2 separate regions of the Homo sapiens genome follow, and region 2 is linked to region 1. Evidence: chromatin contacts called from ENCODE Hi-C or POLR2A ChIA-PET data. All regions are on one chromosome and are shown on one strand. Each heading gives the region's core, a stretch centred on a gene start or an enhancer-like site at or near the end of the contact. The rest is flanking DNA. Distances are from core to core; before and after follow the strand shown.

Evidence for each region. Hi-C counts contacts between places; a loop is a spot of excess contacts on that map. ChIA-PET counts read pairs that join two places held with the same protein, here RNA polymerase II (POLR2A). Pooled maps may share reads with other maps.
Region 2: a pooled map shows a loop between it and region 1 (6-fold over the local background). The contact joins the promoter of EPHA2-AS1 here to the promoter of HSPB7 in region 1. A Hi-C loop is called at or near these places in 3 of 168 maps with a recorded cell type or tissue (ascending aorta, cardiac septum and chondrocyte) and 6 of 50 pooled maps. POLR2A ChIA-PET finds 5 or more read pairs at or near these places in 1 of 52 experiments (H1).

What each region holds. Positions count from the first base shown.
Region 1 is chr1:16,015,811-16,021,714 of GRCh38, reverse strand. It overlaps HSPB7 (heat shock protein family B (small) member 7), which reads left to right and starts at 3,672. Exons shown (of 3, transcript NM_014424.5): 1 at 3,672-3,950; 2 at 4,508-4,641. The coding sequence starts at 3,752. RefSeq lists enhancers at 3,379-4,123, 4,124-4,870.
Region 2 is chr1:16,152,462-16,159,715 of GRCh38, reverse strand. EPHA2-AS1 (EPHA2 antisense RNA 1) reads right to left here and starts at 4,501. Exons shown (of 3, transcript NR_187275.1): 1 at 3,961-4,501; 2 at 2,537-2,745. It overlaps EPHA2 (EPH receptor A2), which reads left to right and starts at 3,647. Exons shown (of 17, transcript NM_004431.5): 1 at 3,647-3,868. The coding sequence starts at 3,784.

The DNA.
Region 1 (5,904 bases), core at 2,423-4,922:
AGAGGGGTCATCTGCCAAGGCTGAGACTCAGGGTCCAGGGGTCTCAGAGCTGGACATGGAAGGTTTGAAAAAGCACAGAGGGAGAGGGGAGGAGGCTGGGAAGGGAAGGAGAAGGCAGGGGGGCAATGGTGAGTGGGGCCAGCATGACCACAGCCTCCCTGTGTGTCAGGTAGAGAGTCAGCCTTCTCCCAGATTAATTACCCTGAGTGCCCACGGAAATCCCACGAGGCAGGCAGCGTGATCCCGTTGTAGAGAAATGGTGTCTCAGGGAGCTGGGGCTGCCTGTCTAAGATCACGGAGGCCGAGGCAGAGCCAGGATTCCCAGCCCAGGTTTGCCTGGCTCCAAAGCCCGCAGGCTGTGCCACACGGTCCCATCCTGATGACCCATCTTGTCCAGGGCTGGCGAGGAGGCCGACACCTGGGGCAAGGCAGTGAATTGGGGTCAGGAACTCGGACTTGATCCTGTGTCCAGACCCTCCAGGCTCAGGAAATGCTTCTCAAAGCACACGTCCAAGGGCCAGCGGCTCTGGTGGGGACTTCTGGGTAATTCCACAGAGTTTGTCCCACCCCAACAGAGGATGGCAGCACAGGTGTGAGGGGACATGGCGAGGAACAAGCACCTGCCGTGTGCCTGCGACGTGTCAGGAGCGTCACATCTGCAGCTCAAGTCCTCCTTCCCACACCCTGTGAATGGGGAGAGCCTCGCCATTTTGTAGATGGTCAGAGAGGTGAGTCACTCATCCAAGGTCACACAGCAGAGGCTGAACCCAGCCCCACACTGTGCAGCTCTTCCCCTGCCCAAAGCTCCTCCAGCTCCTGAGGCTGAACCAGGGCAATGGTTTGGGCACAGAACAGAAGAGTTGTGTCTGATGCCACTTTTGGGCAAGAGGTTGGGGACAATTGCCTCCACTCCCACCCAGACAAAGCCACCCTCTGAAGCTTATGATAGCCCTTGGATGATTGTTAAAATCTGGGACCCTGGGCCACCCTTTGCCCCTAGATGCCAGGCAAGTCAAATCAAAATCAAAGATGTGTGTTGTGGGAGGTGGGATGGGAGTTGCCGCTCTGTATGGACTCGAGCCCACCTTCACCTTGGCCACCCCGACCTGTTGACTCTGCACAGCACCAGAACTGGCTGCCCTGTCAACATCCCGATTTCCAGTGTCTGGTCTGGGGCAGCTGCTGGCTACTGTCCCACAGCCAGCACTGCACGTCCACATCTACCCTCACCCCCCAGCCCTGTGTGCACCAGGAGGCTGAGAAGAGGGCAGCCAGGGTGGCTCAGCAGGATGACCGGTTTGAAGCCAGCACAGCTCTGCTGACCCTAACTCTTTCATCAACTAGAGCCTCAGTTTCCTCTTCTGTATGATGAGGTGAGCCTGGAAGCAGGGGCCTGTCTCTGCCTTATTCATCTCTGAGTCCTTCAGAGCCTAGAACAGTGCCCAGCACCTATTTATAGCAAGGTTTCAATGAATACCTACTGAGTGATGAGGGCTTCATCACTGGCCTATGAGCTGGCTGTGTGGGGAGCTGATGGGAAGAGATGTGAGGTCCCTTCCCCAGATCCCAAATCAAAATCCTGGGGTCCAAGGAAAGGGTCTGTGTTTGTGAAAAGCTCTCCTGGGTGACTGGGATTCAAAGGACTGCATCATCTTTGTAGCTCCTTCTGTCTCTGTGATCTGAAGGTAGAGGCAGGGGAATGTCCTTGATGACCTTTTGAGGTCCCTCTGGGTCAGTGAAGCCAGAGGATCCAGTATTTGTGTGGGTGATGCCTCGGGAAGGGGGAAAAAGGGGAGGAGGAATGGTGGGCGGGGGTGGGTAACGGGATCTGACATCCAGGGGCAGTGACTCAGGCCCTCAGCACCATGACAGTGTGTCTGCATTTAGCCACCGGCTCCTGTTTCCCTGGCGAGCGGCAGGCTCTGGGCCCCCCACCCCGCCCCACCCTCTCTCCATCTCACCTCAGTGCTGGTGGCTTCCCAGCTGCCCTAGAAACCCCTCAGCCAGGCTGGGTGTCACAGGCCCCGACACGGGCAGGAAACTCTGCCAGAGGCAACAGGCCCTGTTGCTCCAGGCAACAGCCTGGCCCGCCGCTGTGCCCTGTGCCCTGCTCTGCTTCCACTCCACATACCACCAGCACCGCTAATACCCCTGTAGAAGGAGCTCTCCAGGATGAAGCTCCAGACTGGGTTGTAGGGGGCTCAGACAAAAGAGAAACTGCCCGTCTTCAAGAACCTTCAATCTAATGGGGAGACAGGTGAACCCTCGCCCCCGTGGGAACTGCCAGTTGGATAGGGAAGAAGGGACACAGCAGAGAGTCACAGCACACAGGAAGACTATGTCACACTGCCAGGTGCTGTGGGAGGACAAAGACAGTCAGTGCTGGGGGCATCTGGACTGGGTGTGGGCCCATGTGAGCAGGAGCAGTCAGAGAGGCCTCCCTGGGGGAGGAGGCATTGGAGCTGATCTGGGACGGAAGGGACGGATTTGGAGAGGACAGCAGAGGCCCTTAACTGCAACCTGGGCAGAGCAGAGGGCCTGGCCGCCTCTCAGAATGGCCTCCACCCTGGCCCAGGGCAAGGTCAGTCCCAGCTTTGCTGAGCAAGCAGGTGGGTAGGGAGGGGCTTCTCTGGCTCTTCCGGGCCAGCCTGTCTCCATAGGCACATGTTCAAACCACCTCGGCCTCTGAAGGGCTTTGGGTCCAACACATCTAGGTTCGAATCCCAGCTCTGCCACTTACGCAACTGCGAGCCCCGCCCTTTCCAAGAGGCTTCGCTTCCCCGTCCGTAACATGGGAAGAGCCCCTCCACCCTCCCAGCTGTGTGGGGATCAAACGGGGCCGTGCTGGACAGCTTGCAGCCAGGAGCCCATGCCCAGAAGGCATTCTAGAACTCAGGGCTAGAATAATTGTCTTCCGGAATTCTCTTTTACCTCTGACTGAAATCCCACCTAAGGCGCTCGCAGGCATCACCTCTGACACAGAGATGGAGCAGACAGTTGCCGGGAACACAACCTTCTAGACCTTTAAGGAGAAAGCTGCCAACTTTGTCCTCTTGGGGCTGCTGAATGTTCTGAGAGTCAGAGGGAGTGCAGGCACAGAATCCAGGTCCCCATGGGGGCTGGCAGGGGACAGCTGCACATTTTACACCCCCTGGCAGGGCTCAACCTTTCCTTAGAGATGGGCTGTGAAGGTTGTCTGCCTTGAGGGAAGGAGCTCCTGACGTCACAGAGCGGTGGTGCTTCCACCTACCCTGTCCCCAAGGAGCCTGCACACTGATGGAGGAGGTACAGCCGTGGAGGAGAACCAGAGTCTGGAGGGGAGGCACAGTCCTCAGGAGCCCCCAGGCTGACGGGGGAAACAAAACACACAATAAACCCCAAACTTGCAAGGTTCTGGGGCAGGCACCGAGGTCCGAGTGGCAAGGAGACAGGATCCAGCCCTGTGCAGTGGTGAGGAGGCCCCTGGGGCTGCTGTGATCAGCCTGGAATGTCAGGCTGTGAGCTCAGCCCTCTCGGCCTGCGTGTCGGGCTGTCAGCAGGGCCGGCGCACGGGAGAAGATTTCCAGCCCCCTCTGGGCCATGGAGAGGCCTAAATTTAGCTAGTAGACAAGGGGCTGGCCCCAAGCCCAGGGACAGTCGGCCTTATAAAGCGGCCGCAGTCGGAGCCTGGCACGCTCGCCCAGAGGCCTGCGCCCACACCCTCTCCTGTCCAGCCCTCGCCCGCCTGGGCAGGGCCCGGCGCCGTCCGTGGATGAGCCACAGAACCTCTTCCACCTTCCGAGCGGAGAGAAGTTTCCATTCCTCTTCCTCTTCCTCCTCCTCTTCCACCTCCTCCTCGGCCTCCCGTGCTCTCCCGGCCCAGGACCCGCCCATGGAGAAGGCCCTGAGCATGTTTTCCGATGACTTTGGCAGCTTCATGCGGCCCCACTCGGAGCCCCTGGCCTTCCCAGGCAAGTGATCCGGGCCCTGAGGGGAGGGGAGGTGCACAGGGAGGGGACGTCTGCTCCAGGGCGCCACCGAAGGCGCTGTGGCTGCCGGTCGGCCTGGAACAGGTGCTGCACAGCCTGCAGCCATGTGTGGCCACCAAGACAGATGTGGCCACAGGGACAGATGTGGCCATGAAAACAGGTGGGCCTCTAAGGAACAGTTGTGGCCCTGGGGGTTGGACATGGTTCCATGGCCACCCATGCTCTGTAACCACAGCCAATCCCAGCTGGAGCCCTGGAGGGCTGGATGGGTGAGCGGTGGGGGGCAGCCCCCAGGCTCCAGGCCTGGGGTGGGGTTGTTACAGACCTAGCCTCATATACACACACACTGTGCTGGGTGAGGCCCCACCCCCACCCCAGAAAAGGTGGGCTGTAGGAATGAGGAGGAGCTTAGGGAGAAACAGCTAGGGGGGAGGTAGGGCCTGGGGGAGCCGCCCCTTGCCCCAAGAGAAGGAGCCAGAACCCCCGGATCTGCATGCAAGGCCTGCTCCATGCCTCGCTCACAGCAGCCCATCCCACAGCCCGCCCCGGTGGGGCAGGCAACATCAAGACCCTAGGAGACGCCTATGAGTTTGCGGTGGACGTGAGAGACTTCTCACCTGAAGACATCATTGTCACCACCTCCAACAACCACATCGAGGTGCGGGCTGAGAAGGTGAGCCCCCCACCCCCTACTCACCGCATCCCAAATTCTGCTCCTGCCTCCAATGTCTCCTACTCCCCCTTACCATCCTGGGACCCCAGACCCTGGCCAGTGTCCCTTCCCCACCCAAACTCCCCCAGGGCTAACTGAAGGCCTTGTCCCTGCAACCCATGGCCATGGGGCCCCCTCACTGCCTCTCTTTGCACCGAGGTTCCCAGATCCTTTCTTCCAGGGCCTGAGCAGCTGAGGGAGCCTCCGAGGAATGGGAGAGGGATGGAGGGATGTGGGCAGAGGGAGCCTGAGGGGGTGGGGCTTGAGGGTGGGAGATGACAGGTGTGAGATGGTGATGGCAGAGTGAGGACAGCTCCTCTGGTAGCTATAGGGGGGCGGATGCGGGTAGGTGGGGAACTCACCTGGGCAGTGGGGGGAGGGGTTTCTCCATGTGACCCACCTCAAGCCCTCTTCCCTCCCACAGCTGGAGACCCATCCCCCATCTTGGGACCCCTAAATTAGGCCCGAGGCTGGGCAGGGGCCCTGCAGTTTCGGGTCACACACACTCCAAACCACACACAGCGCCCGCCCACAGGTCTCAGGGTCACTGGGTCTCTAGCGTGTCTGAGTCCGAACTTCTAGGAGGCACTGGGGCCTCCACCCTGGAGAGGGTATGGCCAGGCCTGAACAGGGGCGTTGCCCAGGGACAGCCACGGCTGCCAGGAGAGAGGAGAGGACCTGACCCAAGCCTCCTCCTAAGCCCCCAAGGACTGGCTTCTTCCCCTCCACATTCAAGGGTGGATTTCTGGGCGTCCCTGCCAGGGATGCCATGGACTGGGGGCACCAAAACCCACAGGCAGCATGTGCCAGCCCTGCCACCCCCAACAGTGACTCAGCCGCCCCAAACTCCCCTGGACACTATGTGCTGGCTGAGTTGCGGGGGAGGGGCCGGCGCTCAGCCCTGGCGGGCAGATGCCCAATGTGCCCGGGGATCCAGGAAGGCACGGCTCTCCTCTGTCACCTCCACGTTCCCCAGGAGCCCCAGATTCGGAGCCACTGCCACGGAGCCTCCTCTCTCTCCAAGCCCCACCTCTTCCCCATGTCCCTGGCCTGTTCCTTGGAGCTACTGGAGCTCTGCGAAGCACCCCTGCGCTGTCCCTGCAGAGCCTTTGGCCTGTGGCCATCACCACCCTGGGCAGCCCCTCGGCACCTGAGGGCAGAGCCCCTCGGCATGTGGGGTCTGGCTGGGGTTAGAATGGGGAGAAGAGGGCTCTGGCTTGTCAC
Region 2 (7,254 bases), core at 3,252-5,751, 140 kb before region 1:
CCCAGCTAATTTTTTTTCTTTTTTCTTTTGTAGAGATGGGGTCTCACTGTATTGCCCAGGCCGCATTATTTTTTTTCTGATGCTCTTGGCCAAAGGCAGGCACAGATCAAAGGTGGGGTAAGTGAGGCCATGGCTTCAGCATTCACCTTTGTCATCTCCTTGCCCCCAGTACCCAGCCCCAGCTAAGTCCTAGCAAAGGTGGGCCCCTAAGCAGGCTGGTGGGCCGGAGGCAGGGATTGGCAGGAGAGGCAGTCACACACAAACACACACTCACTCGGGCTCCACCTGCCTGTACAGGAGCCTTGTCTGCTGCAGTGGCGCTGAGGCCCTGAGGGCTCCTTGGGGCCTTTATGGGGTAATTCCATCTCCATTAGGGCTGATTATGTCACTATAAATACCGCGTTTTGGTGCCGCTTTATAAGACTCACTGAAGAACTTTCCTCCTTAGCACCCAGTCACCTAGAGCGGGAAAGACTCTGAGTCGGACAGGAAAAGAGGGAAGGGTGTGTCATTAAATGGGTGACTAAAAGCCAGGGAAAAGCCAGGTGGAACACCCTCTTGCCACCACCTGACATACCACTCCTTTCCATAGGCCTCTGTTCACGTCACATGCTGCAGATGAGCAACACCCTGCCCTATGCTCTCAGCCCCCAACTTGTGCACATACTGCTGGGCACACGCCCCACAGCCATCAGGGCCTGCCTGCACCCCTGCCGTGTGTGTGCTTGGATTCAACCTTTTGAGGCCACACATGGAAACCCACACTTGCCACCAGAAGGACCAACCAACACTACACACAGAGACTTTCACGCAACACAGAACTCGCAACACTGTCATTCACTCATTAGTTCATTCATTCAGCGGAGGCTTGCTGAATATCTAGTATGTATCAGGCACTGTCTGTTTTCTTTTTTTGTTTTTGGCTCTCGCTCTGTCACCCAGGCTGGAGTGCAGTGCCGCGGTCTCGGCTCACTGCAACCTCCACCTCCTGGGTTCAAGCGACTTTCCTGCCTCCAACTCGAGCAGCTGGGATTACGGGCATGCGCCACCACGCCCGGCTAATTTTTGTATTTTTAGTAGAGACGGGGTTTCACCATGATGACAAGCTTGGTCTCAAACTCCTGACCTCAAGTGATCTATCTGCCTCGGCCTCCCAAAGTGCTGGGATTACAGGCGTGAGCCACCGCGCCTGGCCCAGGCACTGTCTGTTTTCTACAAACATCCCTGTCCTCCTGCAGTGTGTCCTCTAGTGACACATCTGACAGATGGAGCCTGCAAGTGGCATGTAACACACATGTACAAGCAGTGGCTTCCACACAACTCACATGGAGTCTTACACACGCCAGTGTCCCTAGCCCAGAGGCTCCAATACAACATGCAAAACACTTATCCAAACCACGTACTACACACATGCTCACACTCATCCACACACCCCATGTGCCTGTCCACAGAGCCCTGGGCACAACACATGCCCTGCTCTCCACGGATGTGGCTTCCTGTTGCTGAACCGCATGTAACCCAGTAACAGCTGAGATTTCATGCGTGCTTTCTGTAGTCCTGGCCCCTGTGGTTTACATGCATGACTTTATTTGATCTTTACAGTAACTCTCCTAAATAGGCTTTACATCTTTCCAGGAGCAAACTGAGGCTCAGAAAAGTGAAATAACTTGTTCAGAAACTCATGGGCTGACTCCACATCTACTGTGAAGTATGGCACACTCACAAATACATGCATACACAAATCCACACTCACATGCACTCATACACAAATCTCTCACACCCACATGCACACTCATACACACATCTAGACACATCCACACAATCCACAAAAACACACACAGACACACACTCATACCCAAATCCTCTCATGCCCATGCACACACACTTATACACACATATACCAACACTTTTTTCTTTTTTTTTTTGAGACAGAGTCTTGCTGGCCCAGGCTGGAGTGCAGTGAGTGGCGCAATCTCGGCTCACTGCAATCTCTGCCTCTGGGGTTCAAGTGATTCTCCTGCCTTAGCCTCCTTAGTAGATGGGATTACAGGTGAGTGGCACCACGCCCAGCTAATTTTTTTGTATTTTTAGTAGAGACGGGGTTTCACCATGTTGGCCAGGCATGTCTGGAGCTCCTGACCTCAAATGATCTGCCTGCCTCGGCCTCCCAAAGTGCTGGAATTACAGGCCTGAGCCACCCTGCCCAGTCACATACAACACTTATGTCCATACACACACTCACACACAGTCATACATACATCAACACTCTCATGTCTATACACACGAATGCACATTCAACAAAATCTCACACCCTCATACACATGCACTTATTCTCACAGGCACTTGCACACTCACAGGCTCTCAGAGGACCAAGGCTCTCCTCCCATCCTCTTGGTCAAAGGCTTTAATTATCCCCAACGCCTGTAATTAACCCTTCCTCTCTTCCTGCAGGAGAGATGTCTGGACCCGCTTCCCAAGAGTAGGCACCAAGGCGAGAGGCCAAGATGTCCACATCCGGCAGAGAAGACCCACGTACCTGGGTAGCAGGTCCCGGGCATCAAAGCGAGGATGGGGTCAGAGAGGAAGAGGTAGGCAAAGGGAGTCTGGGGCCTCCCAGGAAATCAGGCCTGCCACAGTTGCTCTTCCTGGACTGGTCAAATGGTGATTGGCCAACAGGCAGCCGTGGGTGGCTGGGCAGGCGGGCCAGAGCAAATTTCCCGTTTGTTTCACTCACACTAGCCGCTTCTGTCAGGAAGGGAGATGAGCTCATGTCTGAGGAAGTTTTGTGAAGAGGCCTTATCAAGGGGCAGGTGGTAGGCAGGTGTCCTCCAAACTGTCAAAACCTATCAACCCATGCCAGGGTCGGGGGCCAGGGGTGCCCCTTGCCCCCTTCCCCAAAAAGAAGCAGTGGTTCAAGCAGAGACCACCAGGATTCAAATCCTGCTTCTACTACCCGTGAGCTGTGCACCCTTTGGGCATGTTGTTTCTGCTCTTGGAGCCTCAGTCTCCTCTTCTGTAACATGGGGATGATGACCCCTGCCTCCCAGATGAGAATTATTAATAAATAAGATAGTGCATGTCTGATCCATTCCCAGAGGAAATGAACCTATTCTCAGATCATAGTAGGCTTATAGGCTTCTGAACAGAGATACTCTTTTTGACCATCAGCAGCTTGATATACTCTTCAAGGGTTTTAGGAAGGAGGGCATCCAGGTCTATTTCTGGGCCACTCTCTCAGGCCTGCTGCTTAGGAGGCAACTGCTTATTGGACCCCCAATCCATTTCAGCTCAGACCTTCAGGCCAGCGTTGAGCTCAGTCGCATTGAGCTCAGTCTCAGAGGTGAAGGGCAGAATGGGTATGGCTCAGCGCAAAACCATTAAACGTTTCCACCGAGGATACCAGGCTCAGAGATCCCTGGGGGCTAATCCGTAGGGGCGCTGGCGCTTTGAGACGCTCAAACTTTGGAAGGCCTGCGGGGAGCCCGCGAGTCCAGAGGGCCCCAAGGTCCTCCTCCAAACCCCTCCGGACTTCCCCTCCCTCTCCTCCGGGTGCCAGCCCGGCCCCTTTAAAGACATTCCTGAGGGCGGGCGTTGGTGACGTCACGCAGGGCATGAATGAACAGGAGTCGGTTCTCACCCAACTTCCATTAAGGACTCGGGGCAGGAGGGGCAGAAGTTGCGCGCAGGCCGGCGGGCGGGAGCGGACACCGAGGCCGGCGTGCAGGCGTGCGGGTGTGCGGGAGCCGGGCTCGGGGGGATCGGACCGAGAGCGAGAAGCGCGGCATGGAGCTCCAGGCAGCCCGCGCCTGCTTCGCCCTGCTGTGGGGCTGTGCGCTGGCCGCGGCCGCGGCGGCGCAGGGCAAGGAAGGTGAGTGCGCGCGGCGTCTGGACCCCTGGCCCCCGGGCCCCAGTGCCCCCTAGAGCCCGGCGCTCCTTGACGCGCGCAACTTTGGAACCTACCTGGTGTCGCCCAGTCCCGGCGAACTGGAGTCCGGAGGGCGCACGGGCTGCGATCGAGGCGAGCCCTGGCCCCCACCCGGGGTCATAGGGGCTCCGGAGAATAAGCGGTTTCAGCTTGGTCGCACGGGCCTCGGAGGCTGCGGAGAAGAGGACGCGGCGCAGGCCACGCGGTTGCAGTCCAGGCGGCGACTTCGGGAACGCGTCCCGGCGGGGGGCGTGGGGAGTCCCCTAGAGAAGGGGGTGTTTGGGCAGCTTTCCGCGGGCTCAGCTTCTTAGTGACCTGAATTCACTAACCCGCTTGCCGAGGTTTTGCGGAGAAGGCATACTGTGCAGGCCTCGCATTTTGGGGAGGGGGCTCGGGCGGGCGGGAGCCCCCTGTCGAAGCCCCTGTTCCCTGAGATTTTCTCCACGCCCCCCTTCACCTCCAGTCCCGGGGGAGAGCGTGGAGATAGGTTCGGGCCAATCCCTGCTCACACACTCCTTTCCCTCCTTCCCAAGCCGCACTCCCGGGCTCCCGGGGCAGGTTAGGGGCCGCGAGTGCGGACAGGAAGTCCCAAAGTCAAGCGTTCTGAGCAAGGGTGACTCAGAACGAGGAAATGCGGCAGGTGGGGGTGCGGCCTCCCAAGGTGTGGAGCTGTCAGCCCAGGGCCACCAGGGAGTCAGGACACCCGGGGGTGGGGGACTGAATCACCCACCCCCGCCCCAGTGTTCCCGGAGCCGCGCCGAGTGAGGGGCCGCAGACTTTGCTCATGGCGCAGCGGGTGCGTGGTGGGGGTGTTGTCCCTCCGCTAGGGTCAGGGCGAGGATGGGGGCTCCTGCCCTGGCCGAAGACCTTCCTGTCCACCCAGCCCAGGCCAGCTTCAATTTCCAACAGTGAGGGCAAGGCTTCCCCTCCTGCCTGGGCAGAGCGAGGTTTCCGCAGGCTCCACAAGGGGGAAGCCGGGAGGAAACTTGGGCCGGTGAGAAGTTTCCTTCTTTTTTTTTTTTTTTTTTTTTTTTGAGACGGAGTTTCGCACTTGTTGCCCAGACTGGAGTGCAATGGCGCAATCTCGGCTCACTGCAACCTCTGCCTCCCGGGTTCAAGCTATTCTCCTGTCTCAAGCCTCCCTAGTAGCTGGGATTACAGGTGCCCGCCACCAGGCGCGTCTAATTTTTGCATCTTTTAGTGGAGACGAGGTTTCACCATGTTGGCCAGGCTGATTCTGAACTCCTGACCTCAGGTGATCCACCCGCCGCGGCCTCCCAAAGTGCTGCGATTACAGGCATGAGCCACCACCCCCGGCCTGTTTCCTTCTTTTTCTGCCTCCCAAACTGGGTTTGGAGGTTTTGCTGTTCTGTGTTGGGAGGAAAAGAGGCCGGATCTGGAGCCGTTGGGCAGTGGCAGGTGTTGGGGGTGGCATCCTGTCTCAGTCTCTGGAGTGACAGGGCCCGGGTTGGGGTCTCAACCGGGACTTCTGGTTGCAGGAGCTCATGGCAAGGATTTCTGCCACCCTCAATATCCGCCCCACCAACGTTTGGTCCTCCCCCTTCCTGGGGGACTGTGGTTGGAGAGAAGGGGAGAGACAGCTGGAATCACTATAGGCCTTTCTCCTCGGCTGCCCATGGGGGGGTGGGGGATTAGGCGGGTGCTTTGCTGCTGCAGTCCCCAAGCTGGCCTGGAAGCCTGGAGCTGCCTTGTCCTTGTCCCCTGTGTCCACCTCTCCCCAGCCTGTGTGATTAAACCCCACCCCCACACCCCATGGGATGCAGGGGGAAAGGCTTGTGTATTGCACTGGGGTGGGGGTACATTTTTGCTTCGACTCTGAGTCCCCGTGAAAGAGTCCCTAGAGAAGTGTGCCTAGGTGGGGGTGGGCATGATGGCCTAGCTGGCAGCTGCTGGTTTCAGTTCCTGGGAATCAGGCTGTATGTGGTGGGTCTGCCTGGGGGTGGCTTAGGGGGCAGGCAGGAGGACACAGGTGCCTTTTTCACCTACCCCCAGGCTGCTTCAGACTTCTTTCTTGCCCCCTCACCCCTAGGCTATACTTGGTTGCCCACGTGGCTCCTGTTAGGTCATCAACAGCCACTGAATCTGCCCTCATTTTTACAAATGGGGAAACTGAGGGAGGCCCGAGCCCTTGCCAACCAGGGCCTTCTGGACAGAGGACCAGACCTGAGCATCCCGCTTCTTGGCTGCCAGAGCCAAGGCCCTGCCTGCTTTGTGGTTGGTGTCATGGTAGATTTTCCTGGGAAGCAGGCATAGCTGGGCAGGGGCCTGGGCGGGTGGCAGGGGGTGCTGAGCTGGGGTGCTGCTGATGGGAAGAGGGCTGGAGAGTGCCAGGAAGTCCTTGGTTTCTGGTTCTACCGGGGCCAAGTCTGCCCTCTGTCCCCTTTCCCTTTTCTTTCATGTTTTCCCCAGAGTCCCCACCTCCCTGCTTCCTTTAGGGATTAGCTAGTCTTGGTTAGAGAGGAATGGGGGAAGCGGGGAGGGAACCACAGCCTCGGAGGCTGCGGAGAAGGACCGGAGACCGGGAGTGGGTGGCAGTCCTGCATTTGTGGAAGAAGCTGTGGAGCAATGTGGACCCACAAAGATGGCACTTACGGTGGAACTCATGGCAAAGAAGGAGGTGTTTTTTGCTTTTTTTTTTTCCCCCCAGAAATGGGAAGGTAAGGGGATAGAGAGCTCATGGATAAGCCCTGCTTAGCCTAAGCCTCTCCAGGAAGCCGTCTGGGTCAGCCGAGGGGCTCCCAGGCTCCCACCCTTTCCAGAGAAGCGGGAGCCTCTGTCCCTGGAAGAACCTGGGGAAAGAGCCGCGCCCGCGTCAGGGCGGAGGGACCCAGCGCTGGGCGCCTCCTGTTCCTGGTGGTTGGTTCGAGGGAATTTCCCTGGGAGGGGGCCGGGGTTGGAAACCCCTGCAGGGGGGGCTCCTTCCTGTGTGAGGGCTTCTTTTCTTCTCCGATTGAGCCCTGTGCTACTTCTAGAGCCAGGCCTAGGCTGGAAAGGGAGGGCCCTCCATGCCAGGTTAACCCTTCAGAAGCCTGGTAGCGGTGAGCCCTCTCACTTGGGCACAGACCTCAGCCTCCTGTCAATCTAAGGGGGGGCTGCAGGACTGTGAGGAACCTTTGTCCTTCTACCCACCCAGCTGAAATCAGGAGCCTCCAGATTCCTTCCTGTGTAGCTGGAACATTCCATTTGCTAGTGGGGTTAGTGAGTTTCAAAGCCCCGGCCCTGGGCATGTCTGAACAAATCCCTGCCCCTGCCCACCCCGCTGCCCCCAGCCACCCTCCCCTATCCCCACAGCCTCTGTCATGGGGCCG